3 separate regions of the Homo sapiens genome follow, and all the other regions are linked to region 2. A link is a contact called in ENCODE Hi-C or POLR2A ChIA-PET data. All regions are on one chromosome and are shown on one strand. The core of a region is the stretch at or near the end of the contact, and the rest is flanking DNA. Distances in the headings are between cores, read along the strand shown. Region 1 has its middle 29 kb from the start of ARID3B. Region 2 holds the start of EDC3 (enhancer of mRNA decapping 3). Region 3 holds the start of CPLX3 (complexin 3).

Region 1 (2,700 bases), core at 2-2,501, 180 kb after region 2:
TTTTCTATAATCTTCTTTTGCAAATCCTGTATTGGTGGACTTGCCCGTAACTTTGAAGTGTGACCTTATTGTTTTGGTGTCTCGGCCAAACTTGAGACGAGTGAGGTTCCTTTAAATATCCTATGTATGACATAACTCTGGAAGTACACATAAGGAACAGGAAATATTGGTTACCTTTGGTGGGGAATTTATTGGCTCAGGGCAGCAATGAGAGTGAGAATTTTTCACATATATACTTTTTTGAACCATTTTAATTTAAAACCATATGGTATATAATATCAATTCAAAAATTTAAATTAAAGAAATGTACCTCCTAAATATATTATAGTCATACAATGGAACACTTGGCAAATCTTAAAAAGAATGAGCTATATATCCCGATGTACAAAAATCTCAAAGAAACTGGTGTGGTAGTGTGTACCTATAGTCCCAGCTACTTGGGAGGCTGAGACTGGAGGATTGCTTGAACCCAGGAGTTTGAGTCCAGCCTGGGCAAGATAGCAAGACCCCCACCTCCACCCCACAATTACCTCTAAGGAAAAAAATAATAAAAAGAAAAATCTCAAATATCTTAAACTTGATTCTCATTTCTTAACCACAGAAAAGGCCTTTTTTTTTTTTTTGAGACAGAGTTTTGCTCTTATCACCCAGGCTGGAGTGCAATGGTGTAATCTCGGCTCACTGCAACCACTGCCTCCCAGGTTCAAGCGATTCTCCTACCTCAGCCACCTGAGTAGCTGGGATTACAAGCGCCTGCCACCATGCCTGGCTAATTTTTATATTTTTTGTAGAGACGGGGTTTCACCATGTTGGCCAGGCTGATCTCGAACTCCTGACCTCAAATGATCTGCCCGCCTCGGCTTCCCAAAGTGCTGGGATTACAGGCGTGAGCCACCGCGCCCGGCCAGAAAAGGCTTGTATTTCTCGTACATGGGCATGTATAGTGCAAGATGGACAACTTTTCAGGGCAGCTGTTTCTGCATCTGGTGACTCAGGGATCCAGGCTGTTTCCATTTTGTGGCTTCACCATCTAAATGCGTGGCTTTCACAATTGCTGCAGCAGGGGAAGAGAGAGCTGGAGAGACATAAAATGGCACTAAATGCTTTGGCCCAAGAGTGCCCAATATCATTTCTGTTCATAGCCCTTGAGCCAGAACTAGTCTCATGGTCTCAGCCTCACCGCAAAGCAGGACAGGAAATGTTGTCATCCTTTATGCCCAGAAAAAAGGAAATGAAATGAGGTTCAGTATCATATGGCATCGTGTCTACCACAAAGACACAAACAAGTAACAGGAGGAAGGGTCCTGAGGATCTAATATCAGGAGATTTACTTTTCACTATACTATTCACTCTATTTCTCTTTTTTTATACAACAAAAAGTGAGTATGTATACATACTTGTTCACTGTATTGTTTTGAATTTTTTAACCATTGGCTTGTGTATACTTTTTCAATGAAAGACTTTGTAATTTTTGCAATGGATGCTAAGATTAGTGGGTAAAAGTTTTATGAGGAACAGGATATAGTCTCAAAATATCTCCCCACAAGATACTTATTGGCCAGGCATGGTGGTTCATGCCTATAATCCCAGAGTTTTGGGAGGCTGAGGCCAAGTTGGGAGGATTACTTGAGGCCAGGAGTTGGAGATCAGCCAGGGTAACATAGCAAGACCTGTCTCTACAAAAATAAAATATTAGCCAGGCCTGGTGGCGTGCCTGTAGTCCTTGTTACTCAGGAGGATGAGGTGGGAGGATCACTGGAGCCCGGAAATTTGAGGCTGCAGTGAGTTATGATTGCGCCACTGCACTTCAGCCTGGGCAACAGAGTGAGACCCTGTCTCTAAAAAAAGAAAAAAAAAAGATACTTATTAACTAAAAATCGACAAAGAATAACTTTAAAGTGGAAAACTGGCAGACACCACCTTGACCTAAAAATAAAAATTAACATCACCAGTAGTCAGTAATGTGCCTCCTGATTTAATAAACCAAGAACACAGCATCAGTTTTAGAATATTCCTGCCAAAAATGTATAGCCTGAATCTAATCATGAGGGGAAAAAACAGATAAACCTAAAACAAGAACCTCATACAAAATATCTGGCCTGTATTCTTCAAGTGACAAAGGATCGTGGGAGGCAAAGTCAGACTGAGGAATTATTCCAGATTAAAAGAAACTAAAGAGATTTCTCAACTAAGTGCAGTGTGTGATCCTGGATTGGATCCTGAGCCAGAAAAATAATTTTTCTTTCTTGTTTTTGAGACAGAGTCTCGCTCTGTCGCCCAGGCTGGAGTGTAGTGATGCTATCTCGGCTCACTGCAACCTCCGCCTCCTGGGTTCAAGTGATTCTCCTGCCTCAGCCTCCTGAGTAGCTGGGACTACAGGTGCGCACCACCACGCCTGGCTAAGTTTTGTATTTTTAGTAGAGCCAGGGTTTCACCATGTTGGCCAGGCTGGTCTCGAACTCTTGACCTCAGATGATCTGTCCACCTCGGCTTCCCAAAGTGCTGAGATTACAGGCATGAGTCACCATGCCTGACCTTAGAAAAATAATTTTTCTTTTTGCTGTGGAAAACATTATTAAGACAGTGGAGGATATCTGAATAAGGTCTCTGGGTTAGGTAATATTATTATATCAATGTTATTATTTTTATTTTATAATTGTGCTACTGTTATACAAGAGAATACAATATTCTTGTTTTAGG
Region 2 (2,700 bases), core at 111-2,610:
TGGAATATTATTATTCAGCACAAAAAAGAAATGAGCTATCAAGCCATGAAAAGACATGGAAGAACTTTAAGTGCATAAGTGAAAGAATCCGATGTGAAAAGGCTGCATACTGTATGATTCCAACTATATGGGATTCTGGAAAAGGCAAAACTATGGAGACAGTAAAAGGAGCAGTGGTTGCCAGTGGTTAGGGGACTGAGAAGGATAAATAGGCAGAGGACAGAGGATTTTCAGGGCAGTGAAACTATCGTGTATGATACCATAATGGTGGATACATGTCATTACATATATGTCAAAACCCACAGAATGTGCAACACCGAGAGTAAACTCTAATGTAAACTATGGACTCTGGGTGATAATGATGTGTCAAAGTTGGGTAATCAATTGTTACCAAATGTACCACTGTAGCACAAGATGTCCATGAGGGGACAAGTTGTGTATGTGCCTGTGTGTACAGGGGATATATGGGAACTCTGTACTTTCTGTTCAGTTTTGCCCTGAACCAAAAACTGCTCTATAAGTGTTCATTAATAACAGTAATTTTAAAAGACAAGGACCCCTTCTGACCTAGGGAATCTCTGGTGATGGAGGGGGAAGGGTGAAGCAGTCCCCTAGAAAGTGTAGATTTTACAAAGTTCTTCAACTGATTTTGTAGAGCTAGGTTTGGAACTGCTACCCTACTCTATGCTATTCGCCCAAGTAGTGGTTCCCAAACCAGGTGTCAGGCTTCAAGGCTGTGCAATATTCCTCATTACACGGTCTTGGCCCTAAACGCATGCTTTCCCGTCTCCCCACAAATCAAGACTCTAAAATGCCAGGGGTAGAAGAGCGGCACTTTCCTGTGTACTGAGTATGGGGGAAGGGAGAGCAGTCAAGCACGGACTGGCTGATTTTAACCCCCAAAAGGGCTGAAGCTGATACGCTTTGAAGATCGACCACGGCAGGAATATCTTGTTTTCTTTAATCCATCAGGGGGTTGTCGCACTTATTAAGTCCCACAGCTGCAGTTTAGCACGGAGGGGCTGTCACGTCACCAGGCCTCCCTGAAAGTCCTCCGCTCCAGCTCTGCGATTGGCGCTGGGGTAACAGGAGGGGAAGCGGGTGCTTTTCATCGAGCCTGCAAGAGGGGGGCCCAGGCATCGAGGCTGGGGAGTCGTGGGTAGAGCCCCGATTCCAGCCAAGACGCCACAGGACATAAGTAAGCGTGGAGGGCAAAATGACTACCCAAGCGCAATTCTGTAAGGCCGAAGGGACGTTCTTCCAACCTCTTAAATTTCCCGGGTGCCACGCCCCTCAATTGACGGCCCTGGATTCCAAGGTGTCGCGCCGGAAGTGACCTCACGGTGGTGGCGTGGAGACGTGGGGGCGCTTCCGGCAGCGGCGGCGGTGGTGAAGGCCGATGCTGTGGGGGTGGGCGTGGAGAGAATTCTTCTGTGGGTCCTCTGGTGTTGAGTGGTCGGCTTGGTGTGGTGTGCGGAGGAGCTCCAGGCCCGTCGGCGCGGAGGTGGGAGCGAAGGGAGGCTACTGGTTTGTGGACGGTCGTGGGAGGGGGCTGCCGGGGTTGCTTTAGGCTTCAGAGTTCCAGGCCTCGTAGACCTTTATAGAGGCAGGCAGGCAGGCAAGAGCTGGGGGCTTCATCGGATGAGCAGGGGACCACGTACTACGGGCGGCCCCAGGAGTTTGGTTTGAGGTGGAAGGCTGAGGACTGCAGGATTCTAAATAGTATGGGGATTGTGTGGGGAGTGAGGCATTAGCTGCTTGGGCCCTTAGTCCAGCCTTGTTGGTGGCTGCTGCAGTTCTTTGGCTCACTCACTCTGTTCTTCGTGCCTCAGTTTCCCTTTGCATAATGAGATACGGTGGCAGAGAAGAACGCCAGTGCCACATCCATGACTGATAGCTTGAGGACGGAGATGAACTGGAGGGTAGAAAAAGAGGATGCCTGAGAAATTTATACCTACCAGGTCACATCTTCGAATCCCAGGAAGTTATCCCTGGATTCATTTCTGCCTTTGATGCAAGTCTGTGGTTCTTTTCAGTACACTTTGTGTGATATTGATTGTATGTATCAATACTTGACTTGCTGAGTGGTTAAAGTGTTTTGGTTTGTGGGAGGCATAGTCCTTGTTGGCTTGGTCAGTTAATTTTCAGTTAATCTCCCAATAGCAATTGCTTCGCCTAACTCTTCAATTGGGAGATTAGTTGAAAATCAACTGACCAAGCCAACAGTCTTCTCCTGTGGTTACAGGTGAGGAACTCGCGACCCAGAATGGTTTTTCTTCTCTTCCTTCGCCACAGACCAAACCGATTTCAGTCTGCTGTCTCAAATACAGGTCTTCACCCCACCAAAACAGAAATGGCTGTCTCCAAGCAGTTTAGTATTTCAACTGGACACCCAGATGGATCCTAATCTTTTTTTTTTTTTTTAATGAATGGCAGATTACGTGTACTGAGCACAAAATCCTCTTAGCTAGTTTCTCTGTATGATGTAAAAACATGACATTTTGTTTATTACCAATTTCTTGGTAGAGCCTCCTTGGCATAGGGCTGTGGGGCTAGAAAAGTGTCTCAAAATTTTTTACCTGTGACCCACAGTTAGATATATTATACATCATGACTTATTGTGCCCCTGCACACTCAGTGTGTACACACACACACACACCAATGAAAAGTTTACTTACCCTTTCTACAGAAGATGCACTC
Region 3 (2,700 bases), core at 201-2,700, 130 kb before region 2:
CCGCTCTGCCTTCCTCTGTGTGAACTGTGCATCCCGCTCCATCCTGCAGGGTCACCGGAGGCAGAGTCACCACGAGGGCTGAGAGAAGGGGGTTGAGGTCTTCGAGGGAGGGACAGAAGGGGTCTCTGAGTCCTAGCAGCTGCTGCATTGGTCCCTGTGTGTAGCAAAAGCGCTCCAACCCGGACATCCAGGTTTCTGCTGCCTCTGCCCATCACAGTGCCCTTTGTCGTCTCTGCCACTGGATGGAACTAGGGAACCAGGGTGGCAGTCTGTCTGGCTCTCTCTGCAGATCCTAATTATTTGTCCCTCATGGCCTCCAACTTGGTCTGCTGTTCCCTCACTGACAAGCTATGTCATGTGGGGAAAAGTATTCAGGCCAAACTTGGGTTCACATCCCAGCTCCACTACCATTTTAGGTATATCCTTAGGTAAGTCACTTACCTTCCTCTTCTGTAAAATGGGGATAAAATTTTGCAACTCACAAAACTGTTATCAGGATTGAGCGAAATAATAGCTATCATTTATGAGACTTTATCATGTGCCAGGTGCTGTGCTAAACAGTTTACATGCATTGGCATTTAATCTTCATAAATATACAAGGCATGTATTATGATTACCATCCCCACTTTCCAGAAAAGGAAACAGAGGCACAGAAAGGTTAAGTAACTTGCCTAAAGTTATCCAGCTAATAGGCAAAGCCAGGCTCTGAACCCAAGTAGCCTAGCAGCAGAGTCCAGCCCCAAACTCTGTCCCAGCACTGCGGGCACACAAGTGCTCAATGTTTGTGAGTGCCCCCATCTCAGGGTCTGTCTCCGCGACTCTGAGCGGCTGCACCACTTTTTTCAGAGCCTCAAGTTCAGAGGAGCCCCAGTTGGAAGACATAGGCGGCTGGGACCAGATCGGATTAAGGGATTATCGTTTCGTCAGAAACGCACGTGCACCCCCTTCCTCGTCCCAGGCTCCGGTCGGTCCCTCGTCCGGTCGCCCCTCCCCCCACTCCCCCTTGGCCGGAGCATGATGCTGGAGCGGGGTTTTGGGTGTCAGATAGGATGGGTCTGGGGGCAGTGTAGAGGACACCTCCCGGTCTCTTACCGTGTCTAGGAAAGTAGGGGAGAAGGGATTGGGACCTGAGGCTGGCCCGGGGATGGACTGAGCAGCTGTGGGGGTGGGGAGGGGAGGTCGTTGGAGCCAGGAAGGGATCCCACTCACTTCTCTTCCACGAGTTGCTTCTGATACTCCTCGTACTCCTCCCGGCTCATGCCCTGAGCTTCGGCTGCCGACTTGTCCCCATCTCCCTTATCCTCGCCGCCTCCCAGGCTCCCAGTGAGGTTCTTCAGCTGGCCGCCCACCATGGTCTTCACCATGAACGCCATGGTCTTCGCCGGCCGGGGCACCGGGCGCCTGCTACCACGCGCCAGGCACCGGGCACGTCCGCGCCTACTTCAGCACTAGGTTTCGCGGACAGCTCCCGCCGCGGGCCCGCGCCCCACGCTTGGCACCGCCCGCCGCCCGCCCCCGCCCGGGCCCGCCCCCACCTCCCCAAACCCCTCCTCACTGGGGGCGGGGGGCAGCACGGGGCTGAGAAGGCTGGACCACGTGCCCGCTCCCCACTCCCGCCTCCCCCACGTGCCTCCTTCAACGCCGAGCTCCGCTGGGCACTGCTGACAGAGGATTAGGGCCTGCGGTGGTGGGGTCGCTCTCCCGGGAGAGGGGTTGAGCTCATACACTCCCGGAACCCTGTTCCATAGCCTCTTCCAACTTTCTCCTCTCCTGGGCCACTAATAACTAGGATTTCAGCTGGGAGATCCAGGTAGCAGCAAGGGGTAAAAACCCAGCCTTGGGTGCCCCCCATTCTCCCCACCCACCCAAGTCACTGAACCCAGCAGCTGCCCAGAGAGCTTGACGCTGGAAAAGGGAGGGAGACCTGAGGGCGCGAGCGGGAATCCCAGTTATGGTTCCACGAGTTGGCCTCTCAGGGTTGCTCTGTCACGCGCCTCCCCTGCTGCCCCTGGAGCAGCTAGGAGTGGGGAGGGAGAGAGCTGCTCAGTGATGCTGGCTGAGCTGGGCCAGGAGGGACACTGGGAGACACTGCTCTCTGTTATGGGTGAGTTTGAGGACAGAATTATATACAGTCATGGCTCTCTTTCCCTCCATAGTCGAGGGTTCAAAGCCCGTGGGGTATCCGGTCTTTTGGAGGTTAAGCCAGGCCTTGGCCTCCTTGCCTGCTTGGAGCGCACTCCCAGCCAGGTACTCAGAAGGGGTGGAAGCCTTCACAGAGATTAGGGTGAGGCTGGAAAGAAGACCAGCATATCACAGCATGGGGAGAGGGAAATCACCTTTAACGAGGTGGGAGCATGCCGAAAGCTCAGGTGTGCGTGGGAGCTGGGCACCCAGACGGAGAGGATACTGACCAAGCCCCCACCCAAGACACTGCCTGCTTCCCAGTGATGCAAAGCAGGCTCTGAGGTGGGTCAGGCAGGCATGCTGGCAGGGAGAGGCTGCCTCCTCAGAATCCCCAGGGCCCTGGGGGTGTGTGGTGCAGGACCCAGAGGAAGGCTGCCTGTGGACAGACACTCCTGAAGGCTCTTGTTCAGCTCCTGCCTGCTGCCAGAGAGAAGGTTACAGGTTACTTGCGTCTCTCCTTTATGGGCTTTTGAAAAACCAGGACTCTCATGCTTGCCTTGCTACACTCACTGCACC

Evidence for each region. A loop is a pair of places that touch in the nucleus more often than their neighbours do. ChIA-PET counts read pairs that join two places held with the same protein, here RNA polymerase II (POLR2A). Pooled maps may share reads with other maps.
Region 1: a loop to region 2 is called in a pooled map, with 2.5 times the contacts of the local background. The contact joins the enhancer-like site here to the promoter of EDC3 in region 2. A Hi-C loop is called at or near these places in 1 of 50 pooled maps. POLR2A ChIA-PET finds 5 or more read pairs at or near these places in 5 of 52 experiments (H1, HCT116, WTC11 and 2 more).
Region 3: a pooled map shows a loop between it and region 2 (3-fold over the local background). The contact joins the promoter of CPLX3 here to the promoter of EDC3 in region 2. A Hi-C loop is called at or near these places in 3 of 50 pooled maps. POLR2A ChIA-PET finds 5 or more read pairs at or near these places in 3 of 52 experiments (T-cell, activated T-cell and activated naive CD8-positive, alpha-beta T cell).

The regions. Positions count from the first base shown.
Region 1 is chr15:74,510,767-74,513,466 of GRCh38, reverse strand. No RefSeq gene overlaps it. Among named protein-coding and RNA genes, the nearest start is that of ARID3B, 29 kb to the left of the region's middle. RefSeq lists enhancers at 889-948, 1,259-1,308. Within about 2 kb of position 1,251, at least 9 of the 41 ENCODE cell types and tissues checked have a DNase peak (open chromatin) inside an H3K27ac peak, as active enhancers do.
Region 2 is chr15:74,694,684-74,697,383 of GRCh38, reverse strand. It overlaps EDC3 (enhancer of mRNA decapping 3), which reads left to right and starts at 1,360. Exons shown (of 7, transcript NM_025083.5): 1 at 1,360-1,504. RefSeq lists an enhancer at 1,311-1,400.
Region 3 is chr15:74,825,377-74,828,076 of GRCh38, reverse strand. It overlaps CPLX3 (complexin 3), which reads right to left and starts at 1,450. Exons shown (of 3, transcript NM_001030005.3): 1 at 1,210-1,450; 2 at 1-43. The coding sequence starts at 1,373. LMAN1L (lectin, mannose binding 1 like) reads right to left here. Exons shown (of 14, transcript NM_021819.3): 14 at 2,323-2,601. The coding sequence ends at 2,472. RefSeq lists a silencer at 1,261-1,468.